Linked DNA regions of Homo sapiens: region 2 is linked to region 1. Evidence: read pairs that join two places in POLR2A ChIA-PET (ENCODE). Cell type or tissue: MCF 10A. All regions are shown on one strand. Each heading gives the region's core, and the rest is flanking DNA. Links, peaks and the distances in the headings are about the cores only. Region 1 overlaps KIF16B (kinesin family member 16B). Region 2 holds the start of LOC105372542 (a long non-coding RNA gene).

The links. Peaks named below come from ENCODE experiments on the same cell type or tissue, not always from the same donor. Only the 100,000 strongest peaks of a DNase experiment are listed, where the experiment ranks them.
Region 2: POLR2A ChIA-PET joins it to region 1 with 10 read pairs; 2 of 35 experiments call an interaction of 5 or more read pairs at or near these places.

Annotation. Positions count from the first base shown.
Region 1 is chr20:16,523,804-16,532,312 of GRCh38, forward strand. KIF16B (kinesin family member 16B) reads right to left here. Exons shown (of 26, transcript NM_024704.5): 2 at 4,568-4,637; 3 at 2,289-2,402. Among named protein-coding and RNA genes, the nearest start is that of KIF16B, 45 kb to the right of the region's middle. In MCF 10A, for the core only: no CTCF peak of the experiment used is centred there; DNase peaks (open chromatin) are centred at 4,478 and 6,488.
Region 2 is chr20:16,610,090-16,618,598 of GRCh38, forward strand. LOC105372542 (a long non-coding RNA gene) reads left to right here and starts at 437. Exons shown (of 4, transcript XR_937286.3): 1 at 437-3,579. In MCF 10A, for the core only: no CTCF peak of the experiment used is centred there; a DNase peak (open chromatin) is centred at 5,342.

The sequences.
Region 1 (8,509 bases), core at 1,603-6,602:
ACCAAAACAGCATGGTACTGATATCAAAACAGATATATAGACAAATGGAACAGAACAGAGGCCGCAGAAATGACATCACCCATCTGATCTTTGACAACCTGACAAAAACAAGCAATGGGGAAAGGATTCCCTATTTAATAAATGGTGTTGGGAAAACTGGCTAGCCATATGCAGAAAACTGAAACTGGACCCCTTCCTTACACCTTATACAAAATTAATTCAAGATGGATTAAAGACTTAAACCTAAGACCTAGGACCATAAAAACCATAGAAGAAAACCTAGGCAATGCCATTCAGGACATAGGCATGGGCAAAGATTTCACGACTAAAACACCAAAAGCAATGGCAACAAAAGCAAAAGGTGACAAATGGGATCTAATTAAACTAAAGAGCTTCTGCCCAGCAATATAAACTATCATCAGAGTGAACAGGCAACTTACAGAATAGGAGAAAATTTTTGCAATCTATCCATCTGACAAAGGGCTAATATCCAGAATCTACAAGGAACTTAAACAAATTTACAAGAAAAAAACAAACAACCCCATCAAAAAGTGGGCAAAGGATATGAACAGACACTTCTCAAAAGAAGACATTTATGCAGCCAACAAACATACGAAAAAAAAGCTCATCATCACTGGTCATTAGAGAAATGCAAATCAAAACCACAATGAGATACCATCTCACGCCAGTTAGAATGGCGATCATTAAAAAGTCAGGAAACAACAGATGATAGAGAGGATGTGGAGAAATAGGAACGCTTTTACACTGTTAGTGGGAGTGTAAATTATTTCAACCATTGTGGAAGACAGTGTGGCGATTCCTCAAGGATCTAGAACCAGAAATGCCATTTGACCCAGCAATCCCATTACTGGTTATATACCCAAAGGATTATAAATCATTCTACTATAAAGACACATGCACACGTATGTTTATTGCAGCACTATTCACAATAGCAAAGACTTGGAACCAACCCGAATGCCCATCAATGATAGACTGGATAAAGAAAATGTGGCACATATAAACCATGGAATACTATGCAGCCATAAAAAAGGATGAGTTGATGTCCTTTGCAGGGACTCGGATGAAGCTGGAAACCATCATTCTCAGCAAACCAACACAGGAACAGAAAACCAAACACCAGATGTTCTCACTCATAAATGGGAGCTGAACAATGAGAACAAATGGACACAGGGAGGGGAACATCACATACCAAAGCCTGTCAGGGGGTAGGGAGCTACGGGAGGGATAGCATTAGGAGAAATACCTAATGTAGATGTCGGGTTGATGGGTGCAGCAAACCGCCATGGCACGTGTATACCTATGTAACAAATCTGCACATTCTGCACATGTATCCCAGAATTAAAGCATAATTTAAAAAAGAAAGAAAGAAAGAAACAAGCACTTTTTCATACCCTACTTTTCGAGATGCCATTGCATGGATTACAACCCAGGCCAGGCAGGACAGGAATTCTTATCCCCGTTTTAACATATGGAGACTTAAAGCAATGTTATCTAAAGAAGCTGTCAACGAGCCAGGAAGAGGCCCAGCAATGAAGCCTGCGTTTTTCCTTCTATACTGGTGCTCCCCATTTCTAACCTCACTCTGCTCAAATAAGCAGCTTTTCCCCACCCCGAGAAATATACTTGTCCCTCTGCTCACCTGAAATGTCAACATCAGTGTCTTGATAGGCTTTTGGGGGCACCTTTGTGTCTGTTATTATCTGTCCACTTCACATCTACATTTTAGCCCTTAAAAGCCTACAGGCAAGATTTCTTGGACAAATTCCAGCATCATTCTAGACTCTAGAAAGATTCTGAATGAACGTTCTTTCTTTCTAGAATCCACTCTAAAACCTGTAATGATCCACACAACCTGGGAACACATGACTTGGGTTTGAAGTTTCCTCCTAAATCTCCGCACTGAATAGGACTCAAGGTTAAGTGGCTTCTTTACTGTGCTTCGCAGCATACACATGTCTCCCCAGAAATGCTTTCTATGTAGAGCTCCTTCTAAACAGGAACCATATCCAAGTTTTGAAACAAATTAAAAATTATCATCATTATGCTCAAAGGTGAAAAAAAAATCAATCTTTTGAGAACTGAATTCTTCTCAGGCTTAAATAGATACTCCTACATAACACTCAGAAAGGTAAGTTAGCAAAGGCTAATTTTATACAAAAATTACATTCAGAAAGAAATTGGCAAGATATTTTAAAGTATTTTAGGGTAGGCATGTTTTTCTCAATGTGAAAATAAATCAACATAAATATTTTGAAAATATCATATACCATTTCTTGTGAAACGTAATCTGGGCTTTTTGTATCAGCAGAATAAAAAGAAAAGTCATAGGTGAAGGTCTTGGTCCGTTCTCTTCCTGAGTCCCCAGTGCCTCCTTCTGGTATCTAGAAAGAAATGATTAGAATAATAATGATAATGTAAAGAGCACTGCCATTTGACCCAAATTTCCATGTTTATACCCTGACTAAAAACCATTTCATTCCTGCTGGCTTCTCTAAAAAAATAAATAAATAAAATTTAAATATAAACTAAACTCCTTGCAGCAATCCAAGTTCTCTGTGATATGACCCAAGAATACTATTCTGACCTTTTCTTTTTATCACTATTAACTCCTAAGAACCCAACACTCCAGCCAGACTCTGTATTTCCACCTTCAGTGATTTTTTACTGTTCCCTCCACCTAAATCCACCAGAGTTGGGCTTTGCACAACTACAAGGGTGGTATTCACATAGATCATGATAAGATTGGCACCTTCTAAAGCTGTATGATTTGGTGGCCTCACTGAAAATTCTAGGTCAGATGTCTCCTCTTTCATGACACTTCCCTTGGACACTCCATGGAGAAGTAATTTCTCCTACCTCTGACAGCCTAGACTCTTCCAGGACACATCATATTGTGAGTTTATTGCGGATGTTTGCATATATCTTGTCCCCCTTGCTATATGCTTAAAGTGCACCTCAGAACCATGTTTTAACATCTTCATATGCTCCCAAAGCCTGCTTATTGGACATATGCTGAATAACTTCAATGAGCACCACGTTTTCCACATGATTCACATATTATAAAAAAATTGTTATGATTCTTATGAAAACACTAAAAGTCTAGGCATCTGTTCTGGTTACTCAAACATCAGATGATAAAATGTTTAAAAAACTCAAAAAGCAACAGAGTAATCGAGGAAAATAGATTCCATAACGCACAAAGAAAGGAGACTCATCCAGAGTCAGCGGTCTTTTACCAAAGCACTGTGAGCGTAGAAAGACACATGAAGGAAAGACAAGGTAATTACCAGCAGGGAATGGACAAGTGACAACTGGGTAGAAACATGAGAATATGCGAGAGGCCAAAGGAAGGGAAAGAAGCACAGTGCAGGCCAGATAGAGCTGGAAGGCACAAGGGTTGTGCTAAGCAGAGGAAGAAAGGCATCCAGTGGAGAATGCCTCAGGCAAAGGACACCAGCGCCTTAATGGAGGAAATGAAATGATCCAGAGGCTGCCCAGTTGGAAGATGGGAGCATTTCCCAGCTTCTACCATTGGAGATCAACTCGCACTACTTTGAAATTGGATCTCAAAGTACCCAATCCTTTGAGCCATAAATTAATAGAAATCTCCACAGATGTGAACAGGAGATAGATCTGACTTGGCCATGGAGCATCATGTCTCAGAAACCCAGACCTAAAAGTTAATGACAAATATCAAAGGAGAAAGGCATTGAACCCATAAAGTACTTCATTTCTTTCTTTTTTGTTGTTGTTTTTTTGTTTGTTTGTTTGAGATGGGGTCTTGCTCTGTTGCCCAGGCTGGAGTGCAGTGGCACAAACAGGGCTCACTGTAGCCTTGATCTCCTGGGCTCAAGTGATCCTCCCATCTCAGCCTCTCGAGTAGCTAGGACCACAGGTGTGCACCACCAAGCCCAGCTCTGATTTCTTCAATATTAATTTTATACCCCCGTTACCCTCCTCAGCGAAAAGCATTCAGTGCCCTTTAAAAATTTCCTAACCAAATAAACAAACAGGATATTTTTCAGTGCCAAAGGAGAAACTTGCCATCTTGAAAATTTTTTTTAACTTTTTTTCCAGAAAAGAAATTTGGTGGTTTTTTTTAATCTTTCCTCCCTGAGTTTTGAATAATAGTATCAGTTCTTCTTCAAGGATTACCAAACATGATCCTCTTCATTAAAAATGGAAAAAAATATAGGGGCAAAGCTTATTTAATGTTCACAGAACACAGTCAATTGCCAGGCTAAGTCCCTACTACGAGGACACAGGATGAAAATGCCCGAATCTGGGATAGACTCAGGAGCTCCTGGACCAGAGCAACAGCTTGGATTTGGCTTCCAGATCAAATAAAGCCAGGAATGGGAAAGGAAACGGGATCAACTCTTCTGCTTCAAGACTGAGCCCAAGCCAGGTGCAAGCTGACGTGGCTAACTGCACTGGAAAGGAGGGTGTGGAAACAGCAGACAGGCTTTATTTACTCATTAGTCATCCCCACAGTAAAGCAATCATGGGGCTCTTGGAACTTAAGCAAGGCCAGGTCATGACTTGCCTTTAAGTTTGTGATTGTCGTTTTGCTTTTCTCCATCTGAATAATGAACTTGGCCTCCAAGTCCTTTTCCCTGCAATACAAATAATTCAGTAGTGGTTAGAAGAGAAAAGATTATTAAAAACAAAACAAAACTAAACCCATTTGTTTTATTTACTTTTTACGTTAGGAGTTTATTTTCAAATGGCATCTGAGGAGCAATCCCAGACACGGCTCCTCCCAAATCCTTACTAATATAACATGAAGATACGCAAAATGATGCCACCATCAACAATTATGGCTGATACACAGTGTGTTGTTAAACCCTGAAAGAATTTCCAATTGTAAGCCAAAAGAAGAGTAAATGAAATAACAGACACCACAAAGAGCTAAGACTCACCAAAAAAAAGTAGCCCCCCTCACCTTGTTACAAAGAGAAAGAGACCTTAGCCCCCTACCCAAGATGAAAACCAAAGAGAAAACTGGAGTGGTTACAAGCAGGTGCTGCTTCCAGAAGCAGCCAGGGCACTGTTCCCTCCTCCTACCTTCTTTCTACATCTGTTCAGAAACTGCATTTCTCAGAAAACAGCAGAACAGGAGGACTCCTAAAGAGTACAGTTCCCTAGAATAAATGACCATACATTTACCCAATGGAGTGTGACGCCACTGAACAAGGAATGAGGAAGATCCCTATATCTGTTATGGCGTGGCCACTGGGATATACTGGGATATACTGTTCAGTGGAGACAAAAGATGGAGAAAATCTATGTAGAAAAATACAAATTATATTTAAACACTTTTTTAAAACCTATGTATTTTTCAAAAGGCTACCTAGGAAAAAAAGGGAAATTGAGGATAAGGATTTGGGGCAGACAAGGGAAGTGGACAAGGATAGAAGCTAGATTTCTGCAAATATACTTTGATCTGGAGGTCATCTTTAGAACGATAAAAATGATTTATGCAAAAATAAAACAAGAGTTTCAAAAAACAAGCTATAATTTAGAAGTAAGTTGAAGCGAATGAATCTAGCTGTGTACCACAAAGTGAGAAACTATTTCAATTACGACTCTATAGAGGAATTTGACTGTATACTATAATGAGATATATCCTAAAAAGAAAAAGAACTACAAAGAAATCTTAAAGCATTTTTAGTAATCATATTTTTGGTGGTAATGTAAGTGCCATTATTCTGAGATTTCTGTCTGTGTACTGTGGGACATTACAAGAGTAATGATGTTGGTGCCCTAGAGAACCAAGGTTTTTGAAGTGGCTGAATGAGATACAAACATAAGTTTGATGAGGTTAAGTAAAAACTGTAGTCCTGGCCGAGCACGGTGGCTCACGCCTGTAATCCCTGCACTTCAGGAGGCAGAGGCGGGCAGATCACCTGAGGTCGGGAGTTCAAGACCAGCCTGATCAACACGGAGAAACCCCATCTCTACTAAAAATAGAAAATTAGCCGGCCATGGTGGCGCATGCCTGTAATCCCAGCTACTCGGGAGGCTGAGGCAGGAGAATCACTTGAATCCAAGAGGCAGAGGTTGCAGTGAGCCAAGATCACGCCACTGCACTCACTCCAACCTGGGCAACAAGAGTGAAATTCTGTCCCAGAAAAAACTGTAGTCCTGAATCTAATTGGAAGGAGTAGCAGAAACTTCATCTTTCATCCAAAATTTAAAAAACAAACAACTCCCTTGCTTTGTCCATTGAAAAGGCCTAGAATCTTACACTCAAATTATAGCCTATAAATAACATTTTCCACTAAAATAAGTCAGGGTTCCTTGGAGAAGTGATTCAATCCAAATACTGAACCATCTCTTCACACTATAAAGCAGGAACACTAACACAGGTCACTAGGGCTGTGGCGGGCACCTTCTAACACGGCTCCCAGTGATTGCCCGGCACTCACACCCTGTCGTGTGCGATCCTTGCCCTTGACTATGGGCTGGACCTGGTGAGTCACTTCTAATGACTACAACACAAACACACCCAAGTGATGGTCTGTCACTTCCCAGGCGGGCTTTCAAGACTGTGACTTCTGTCTTGCTGGCTCTCTCTTCTGCCCTCTCTGTTTGAGCCCTGGCAGTGTGAAAAGTCAGGGACGACAGAGTGAGGACCCCTGTGGACAGACCCAGCCAGCAGGAAACAGGGGCCCGCTAGCAGCACGCCAGACAGCCTGGCAGGGCACGCTCCCCAAGCCCGCACCGGGACATGATGATGAGAGATGACTGGGAAGCCGTCTGGCACCCTGACTGCAGCGCTAGGGGAGAGCCGGAGTCAGAGGACCCTGCTCAACCCCACCCAGATTCCTGACCCACAGAAACTCTGAGATAATACATGCTGTGTTTTGTTGTTGTTGTTTGGTTTTTTTTGAGACAGGGTTTCGCTCCTGCCACCCAGGCTGGAGTGCAATGGCATGATCTCAGCTCACTGCAACCTCCACCTCCTAGGCTCAAGCGATTATCCTGCCATAGCCTCCCAAGTAGCTTTGACTACAGGCACGCACCACTGCACCTGCCTATTTTTGTATTTTTTGTAGAGATGGAGTTTTGCTGTGTTGCTCAGGCTGGTCTCAAACTCCTGAGCTCAAGCAATCCACCCGCCTCGACCTCCCAAATTGCTGGGATTACACACACGAGCCACCATGCCTGGTCAATACATATTGTTTTAAGCCCCTAAGTTTTGGGGTAATTTGTTATACACTAAAAGAAAACTAATACAAGGACCCTGTCAAAAGGACTCAGGAACCAACCTGCATAAGTTCCTGCTGCCCAAAGTTGAGAAATCTGGACAGCAAAGAAACTAAAAACCAACTGAAATAGATAGAATATATTTAAGCACATAAACTCATAACTTAAAAATAAAAACTCAGTGGTCCCCTCTGAAAGATCAAAGGATCTGTCTCATTATTTTGAAAACTGTTAAAAGAAAGAATCAAGCATTTATCTTGCATTTCCAAAACTATCTATACTTCAAGTAACCAAACAACTGTGAAAGAAAGTTTCTCCTTTAGAGATATTCCAGCTAAAAAAATAAAGAAGTAATAACAAAATATCATTTCGTCACCCCTGGTGAATTAATGGCTCTAGGGAGGGACCACCGATGGTTACCAGGCCAGCCACTGTGAGAAAACCAGGTACGAGGTGTATTCTACCTGAAGTACCAACGCGACTGCCCCAGGGTTCCTGTCCTTCCCTCCCAGGGATGGCCTGACTCTGACCTAGAGCTGCCCTATAGGGAACCAGCAGGAATGACAAGTGTAAGTGGGAACACGCCAATGTTCTCAGGTGGGGGAATCGGTAAAATCCAGCCTGTGGGAAAGGCAGCAGGGTAAATGACTCAGCATATTCCAAATTATGACAAATTGCAAAGAATATAACGATGAAAGGGAAATCTAAAGCTAGAAAAGACATTAAAGACATATCAACCAACTGGATCCCAATTCAAACAGAAAAAGCACTTTGAAAATTATAACCATTTGGGAGGCCGAGGCAAGTGGATCATCTGAAGTCAGGGTTCGAGACCAGCCTGGCCAACATGGCAAAACCCCGCCTCTACTAAAAAGACAAAAAATAGCCGGGTGTGGTGGCGGGCACCTGTAATCCCAGTTACTTGGGAGGCTGAGGCAAGAGAATCGGTTGAATCCAGGAGGCGGAGGTTACAGTAAGCCGAGATTGTGCCATTGCACTCCAGACTGGACGACAAGAGCAAAACTCCGTCTCAAAAAAAAAAAAAAAAAAATTATAACTTACGTAGGGAAATGTTAACACTGACTAGATATTTGATGATATTAAGGAATTATTGCTAATATTGTAGGTATGATAATAGTATTATGACTTAAAAAACCTTTTAGAGATACATATTGAAATATTTACAAATCAAATGATATGTTACCTGGGATTTACTTTAAAATAATCCAGGTATGGGGAAACCAGCTAAGGGGTAACATCTTGGCCAGCTCAGACG
Region 2 (8,509 bases), core at 2,354-7,353, 87 kb after region 1:
CTCTGCCTCAAATTCTTGCCTACAGATTAGTTGCAAAGTCCTAACACTGACCACAAAGGCCTTACATGATCTGGCCTGGTCTGTGATTTCCTCTCTAGCTTTCTCTCCCACCACCACCCACTTTGCCCTCAGCATTCAAGAACATATTCTTCTTCTTTTAAAAATCCAGGATGTGCTGGGCACAGTGGCTCACACCTGTAATCCCAATACTTTGGGAGGCTGAGGTGGGTGGATCACCTGAGGTCAGGAGTTCGAGACCAGCCTGACCAATAAGGTGAAACTTTGTCTCTACTAAAAATACAAAAATTAGCTGGACATGGTGGCGTGCGCCTGTAGTCCCAGCTACTTGGGAGGCTGAGACAGGAGAATCACTTGAACCGAGAGGCGGAGGTTGCAGAGTGCCAAGATCACGCCACTGCACTCCAGCCTGGGAGACAGAGTGAGACTCCATCTCAAAAAACAAAACAAAACAAAACAAAAAAATCCAGGATGTTTGGTGCCGCTGTGCCTTTGCCCTTCCTCCAAGTATTCCACCTGCCTAGAATGTCACCCTGCAAGCCACTCGCCCCAGGCCTGGGTTCCCTGCCTAACCCCTGCCTACCTTATCTTTCTAGAGACAACTCAGGCTCACCTCTTCCTGGATGCTTTTCTCAAGCCCCTATTCCTGGGTGGACCTGGCCATGCCTCCTCTGAACTCCAGTGTCTCTGTACACGCCTCTCCCGCAGCACAGGGAGGAGTTTCATCTTCCCCTTCTGATCCTTGGTGGCCATGATAATGTCTTATTTGTGCCTTTGTGTGTATAGTGACCAGCAGAGGGGCACCCAGTCAAATGCCTGTGAAATGTTGTTATTGAATGAATTACCCAGTAACTTTAGTTCTCATGGAGGAAAAGGGAAACAGAACAGAATGGCAAACCCAAAGTCTGAAGGAGAAAACCCACAAATACTGCAATATGACCTATGCAATGGAGAACCATTTTTTTCCCTGCTGCTTGGTAATGGCCTCTTATTTTTCCTTTGGGAAACCAGCCTCGCACCCTTGCATGGAGTATTGCTAGGCTCTCAGGAGTGGGTCAACCAAACCTCTGGAAACTTCAATGAAGTTTTGGTCCTTGTAAGCAAGGACCAAAAATGGTTTCTTCTGTATGGAATCTCAAGACTATGTGAATTCCTGTCCTTTCTGAAACAGGTCAGATTTTTTTTCTATTTTGTGGACACTTAAATCCCTCTAATAAATTATATTTCTCCCTTCCGTGGTCTGGGATGTATTTCTCTGGCTTGCACTTAAAGGACCTTTACAGATAAAACTGTGAAAGTCATCACAATCTTGATTTCTGCTCCCAGTCCCGCCCCAGCTGCTGCCTTCCCAGAAGTCATCCTTCAGGTGTGGTTCTGTCTCAGTCAGCCCCAGTGACTTGCCTGCGGCTGACTTCTGTGAATTCAGGCTTCCATTGTCTACCTGGCTATGACTGTCATAGGGAAGCTGTTAGGGCAGCAGAGGTGCTGATCATTTAGTGACAGGTGCAATCGTTACTACTTCTTTCTAGCATGGGTGTTGTCTGACTTGGTGGGAGTGAGCAGGAAGGGAAGATGGTGGTGTTGGGGTTGGAACTACAGAATGGATGAAGTGAGAGGAGGGCAGAGGAGTCACAAGGAAGGACAAAGTAGTCAAAGTATAAAAACATCTCAACTACCATTTGGGGCCAAGGTTGAGTCTCTTATGGATTTTGCTTGGAGGACACTTTGGCCAGCTGTTTTTATGTTACCAGAAGTGGGAAGATTAATACATGGGTATTGGTCCAGATGGAAACAGGGCATATCTGGCTTCTGCATACTTATCTTCCAAAAGCTCATTTATAAAGCAGTTGTGTGGAACTCGGTATGTGTGTTCTCATGGAAGCAAAGTAATAAAGGGTGGCCATAAAAGCTCAAGTTAAGCCGGATCACAGCCGGGCCACTCCACATGCGGAGGCTCCATCTACCACGGTGAGGAGAGCTGGCCTGGAGATAGAGCTGATGCTGGACAAGCCGGGCTTAGTGATGGAGGGAGGAGACTGAGGCATCATTTGAGCCCCTGAATCTGTCTGTGCCTGCAGCACCTCTTACAAAGTTCCTGGTGATGCAGTCCCAGCCTCAGTAGACTCTCTTGTCCAAAATCTTCCTTGCACAACCACCACAAGCACCACAAACTACTCCTCTTTCCCTCTTTAGAATCCCAATGTCACATATTGCCTGTGGCTCTCAACTCAAATCTTAAAATGGACAGAGTTAAGTACCTTGCCCTTCTCAATCAGATGCCACCAGAAAGGAAAAATGAATGAAATGCAGTCACCATCCTTAGCTCAAAGCCTGGTGAGAGGGATAGAACAAATACAACTGATTGATGAAGCACAGAGAGGAAAAGCAACTTGGCCAAAGACACACGGCTCATTATCATGGGGTTTGAGTTCAAACCCAGACAGTCTGATTCCAGAGCCTGGCAAATTTGACTGCTGCTCATATTATCTCTCTTTCAACTGTGAAAGATGTATTCATAGGCATTTTTCTCAAGTTTTTATTTGAAAAGGCTTTGCCCAATGGCCCACAAAGACCTGGGGTGAAGGCAGGAGCTGGAATGGGTTTGTCCTTACCCAAATTTATCCTTCACTGGCCTGATGCTGCATGGTGGTTCCTGGGGATAACTGTTCCTCTGGTCCAAAGTATCACAATCTAAACAGATTTGCAGATGTTCAGCTTCCGTTTTGCCTTTATCAAGTTCAACTGACAGTCCAGTGGGACTGGTTGCATTTGTGCCATGCACTCCAGCCCTCTCCCTCCCACTCCCCACCCCAGCATGTTTCCCTGAGGAACTGGGAGAAGCTGCAGCTGTTGCCTCTGGTTTCCTTCAGCTCCTGCCACAGCAGCAGTTCTTCAAAATTTCATTACTTGTCTATATTTTCAGTAAAGTCACTCAACACTCACCGTTGTCCTGCTTTCCCCAGAGCATGTCACCTTCAGTCTTCAAGCACCAGATAATTAAGTTGCTAGCAAGGTGCTGCAGAGAGGGAAGCCATGCTGGAAATCCCAGGCTGGCAGAAACCTGGAGTGGAACTCTCTTCTTAGGACTTCATTTCCATGGCCAGAAGGAAAGCAGCCTTCCCTAAATTGCACCTGCCTCAAAGCTCTATTGCCTTGACCTCAATTAAAAAAGAAATTACGACAACATCCTTTAAAGAATGCCACTAACAGCCTCTTGGCCTTCTACGGGATACAGCAGCCAATTTGCTGGTCTGTCTCTATAGAAATTGTTTCTCCACTGTGTGGAGAAAATAAAATCCAAGATGGAGATGGTTATGTAAGAGGTATCTAAATGGGATCTGCGGGGCATAAGGAGTTGGATCCCAGTCATGTGCACACCCAGATGAAATCTGACTTGTTGAACTGGGCCAAATTGTAACACCAACTGCATTTGACTTGTACTGTTTATACTGGGCCTGATCACCAGCTTCCTGGAAAGACAGCTAGGCCAAACAAGACTGAAAGACATCCTAAGCTGTTAACCAGCCATCATCAATCATGCACTATATGAAAACCTTCCAGGTATGTAAACTTACAGTAAACCTTTATAAGCCCCTGCCCAACCTTGCCTGATGGAGCCGCTTGCTAGATCTGTGTGTCCTGAATTGCAATTCTTAAGACCCTGATGAAAACACCTTTTGTTTGTTTGTTTTACTGCAGTGTTGGTTTTGTTTCTTTTTAGCTGACAACTGTCTCAACAACAGATTTCTTTTACCCATGTGATTGCTACTTAAAATGGGGTCAATGCCCACATCCCCTGGCAGCTTATTAGAAATGTAAAGTCTCCACCCCCATCCCAGATCTTCTGAATCAGAATCTTCAGTTTAAGAAGCTCCCCAAGTGATGTACCTTTAAGTTAGAAAAACACAGATCTAGACCAGTGGTTCTCAAACTTTCCTGAGCATTCAAGTCCCTGGGGGGCTTGTTAAAACCCGGATAGCTGGGCCTCACTCCAGGGTTTCTGATTCTTTTGATCTGGAGGGAGGCCCGAGAATTTGCATTTCTAACCAGTTCCGAGATGACGTAGACATTACTTGCTGAGAACCACACGTTGAACATCCCCAAGATAGATCATCACTTCAGAAACCGTGATGAAAGCTCTTTCTTCCTTCATTTTCAATCCATTGCAGACTGATTCTTTTGTAAAATATAATAAACATAAATTATAAAAAAATAGAAAAGACATGAAACAAAGCCCTGATTGATTAACGTTATTGTTAGATTCAACAGACATAAAATTACTGTCAAATTGCTGTAAGAGTTTCTAAACATTTACTCAATTTCTGAACTTATCTAACACAGACCCGTGACAAAGAGTTTGGAGATCTTGCTTTGAGTAGCACTGGTCACAGCAGCAACTCTAAAGTACAGTAGGGATACCCCTGGGGAACTCCAAGACCCCTTTGGGGGTCCACAAGGTTGAAATAATGTTCGTAATGATGCTAACATGTTAGTATTATTATGTATGGTAGAGTTTTCCAGAGGCTACATGTAATGCAAAGGATTGGACTGCTTTAAATGCAGAAGCAGATGACAGAATACCATCAGTTGTCTTCTTTCAAGCCCGACATTAAGGAGGTTTGCAAAAAATATAAAACAGGCTGAGTGTGGGGGCTCACACCTATAATCTCAGCACTTTGGGAGGCTGAGGAGGGAGGCTTACCTGAGACCATGAGTTTGAGACCAGCCTGGGCAACACAGCGAGACCTCCATCTCCACAAAAATAAAAATATTAAAATTAGCCAGTCGTGGTAGCATGCACCTGTAGCCCCAGCTACTTGGGAGGCTGAGGTGGGAGGATCATCTGAGGCTTCAGTGAGCTATGATCGTGCCACTATACTTCAACCTAGGGGACACAGAGCAAGACCCTCTCTCTAAAAATAAATAAGGTAAAACAGTGTCACTCTTGATTATTTCTGATTTTTTTGGTTTCAGAAAATAGTTATTTTTATAAAATATAACAATGAATCTGTTACTATTATTAAATTAAATTGTTGAAGCCCCTCAGTTTTAATATCTACTGTGATAAATATGGACTGTACAGCTCACATAAACAAAAGCTCTTTATAGTTCTTGATAGTTCTGAAGGATGTAAAGGGGCCCAGAGCCCAAACCGTTTGAGAACAGCTGGTCCCAGTCATCTTCTGAGAACAATTGCACTCATCTTGCTTGCGATTTCCAAATGCCTGAGTCTGCGGAAACGCAGGCCTGAGGAATTTGGAGCAGAACTGCAGTAGGCTGCCTTCTTTCTAAGTTGAACAGTAGGAAAAAGAGGGGTGTAGAGTGTAATTACGTTTTACTTGTTGGCTGTCTGCCCATACATAGGCCAGGGTAGAGCTTGTGACTCATTCTCTATTTGTTCCATTTAGGACTCTGTTGAGCTTCAAGTTACAGATATCACCAAAACCGTGGCTTCGGCAAATTAGATTTGTTTTTCTCACATAACAAGAAATATGGAGGTCCATTTTAGTGGTTTAATAATGCCACTAGTGACTGATTCTTTCTTGATTTTTGCTCCCATATATTTAGTGTATGGTCTTCGTTTCTTATGTTCATTTCATGGTTCCATCTACTTTCCAAAGATGGGGAAGGGTGAAAGGCAAAGGTGTCTGCTGATTGAGCCAACCCCCTTCAGTGTTTCCTGCTTGCAACACATGGCCTCTTCTATCTGCAGTGAGCGCTAAGACATGATTTCTAACCAGACGTGCTGCTTGCCTAAATAAAATCAGGATTTTTTTTAACAAGAAAAAGGGGAGAATGGGTATTGGGAGGCAACTGTCAGTATCTGCCACATGCCAGAATCCTTAGAACTTAGCAGAATGCCTAGCCAAGAGTAAGGCTCAATAAATGTTGGTTGGATGAATGAGTGAGCTATATTACATGCACACAATCAGGTCTAAGGGGTCACAAAATGACATCAGAGTCAGATAGAGAATGGTAGTGGGGATAGTAATTGAACTGATCCATGCACTGAAAAAGGAGGGGACCCTTCTACCCCCTCATCACTCACTTTCTCTTAGGCCTTCCCTGAGGTCTTTATGTTCTTACCTCTGCAAGTTCTTTTCCTCCGTTGGCCCCTGGTACCTATATGGTGACCCTTAATGGAGCAGTCCTGAGGCTCTAGAAAAACTTACAGCAGCCTTATCTTCCCAAAGTGCTCTAGCCCCTAAAATACTCCTCCTTTACGCCAAAAGATTCTCTTTTCAGCTGTGTTTAAAGTGAAACAATTTTTTATTACGAAAAATTTTGAAAATGTAAACATGCAAAAAAGATAAGCAAGACTGCTATAATCTAGAGCAAACCAATCTCAATATTTTGATGCATAGCCTTCTAAAATTTTTCTCTTTCTATATATACTTTCTTGTTTACAAGTTTGGAATACATACTATACTGTTTTGTAATTCCTCAATTTACTCTATCATAAACATTTTTCCATGCCAAGTAACAAATGTGTGCTATAATTCTAAGTGTTGCTACCTTGGATTCCATTGTAATGTTTCATTTGCAATTGATCTCACAAGTTCCCACAGCTCCACAAATCAGACCTCAGGATTCAGATCCACTATGTCAGCTAGGGTCCTATGAGAAGCAAATGCCAAGATAGAAGGAGAAATGCAAAAGATTTAATGGAGGAAATTCTGTACAGGGTAAAGGGGAAGGAAATGTGAGTAGGCAGGGAGACGCTTCAGAGTAGATGCAGGCCTGACTCCTGTGAAAGGAAAAAGAGAAGGAAAGAGGTTTGGGTAGGATGAGTCTATAGACTGCAGTACAGCTCTGAGAAAGTCACAGCCAGGACAGTGAGGAGCCTCACAGCAAGAATTGTCCATTAGGAAAGTCCTGATAGAAATGGCCTGGTTCTTGGACCCTCATGGAGTTTAATCATTTGCTGGCAGCCACCTGAGTGTGAACATTACAGTGGATCTGAAGTTGCAGCAGCTGGAGGCTCTTAGCCAAGGACATTCCTCTCAGTAGGTCCTCTTAGAAGTTCATGGATGTCATGTGAATTCTCACAGAGATTCTGTAATTTCCAGCAGAGTATGTAAATGGAGCAGAACCTAATTAGTCTAGAATAATGGGCCAACTATCCTGTGCCCAGAGACTAAGCTCTTTTATTAGGGAAAATGTTTAGGAAGCCACTCCCATACACTGGCCCTTTCTGGCAGTAGTCAGGGGACTTAATGCTTTCACAGTATTGACTGCGGATGAGCTGTTCGCTTAGCTGACAACAAAAGAAGGACAACCAAGTCAGTATAAGCAATAATTAGGAGAGAAGTAAGTCCATGGTGCATGGTACAAAGACTCATGTGCTTGCTAAGAACAATAACTCTCTCAGGCCAAGGCAGGAATGCATTCTGTGTCCCTCATAATATGCATCAATCTGACAGTCTGTATTGATCTCTAAAGATTGACTGTGACTACTTTTGAAGCATGCCTCTTTTGGCTAGCACTGACTGGTGGCCCTTTTTAACTGTTTCAGCACACTTTGTTTCTCCCTCTAATCCAGGGAATGAAAACTCAAATTTATATGAGAGGCTGCCCCCTAGAAGCTGAGCCTGGTACAGGAATTTTGGTGCATTTGACTTGCTGCAGATGTACTCTCTGAATAGGGTGTGAGGGAAGCAGGGTGGAGTTGGGGAAGAAGCTGAGCTAGGATATAGCCTCAGCTGTAGTCCTGCTTCAGACTGATTCCACAGGGAGCTCTGGTGCCTGAGTTGTACCACAAAGTTAGTCCCACCTGGAGACAAGGAGACCTGTTTTTTGTACATCTATATTGGTCAGTCATTGGCAAGGCTGCTCCTTATGGGAAAGAGCACAAAATCTTCTGGGGAGGCAGCTCCTATTTGACTGAAAAGGGGGCAGCTGGGAACTGTGTATCTTAAACAAAAGCCTTAGGCCAGGTGTGTTGGCTCATGCCTGTAATCCCAACACTTTGGGAGGCCAAGGTGCATGGATCACTTGAGGTCAGGAGTTCAAGACCAGCCTGGCCAACATGGTGAAACCCCATCTCTACCAAAAAAATACAAAAGTTAGCCAGGCATGGTGGTGGGCACCTGTAGTTCCAGCTACTCAGGAGGCTGAGACAGAAGAATTACTTGAACCTGGGAGGTAGAGGTTGCATTGAGCCGAGATTGTACCGCTGCACTCCAGCTTGGGCAACAGACTGCGACTCCATCTCAAAAAAAAAAAAAAAAAAAAAGCAAAACAAAAGAAAGTCTTATGATTCCAACATCAGAAGTCCTACCTATAGGAAAAATGGGGATGCAGCTGGGTGCGGTGGCTCACGCCTGTAATCCCAGCACTTTGGGAGGCCGAGGTGGGTGGATCACCTGAGGTCAGGAGTTCGAGACCAGCCTGACCAACATGGTGAAACCCCATCTCTACTAAAAATACAAAAATTAGCTGGGTGTCATGGTGGGTGCCTGTAATCCCAGCTACTTGGGAGGCTGAGACG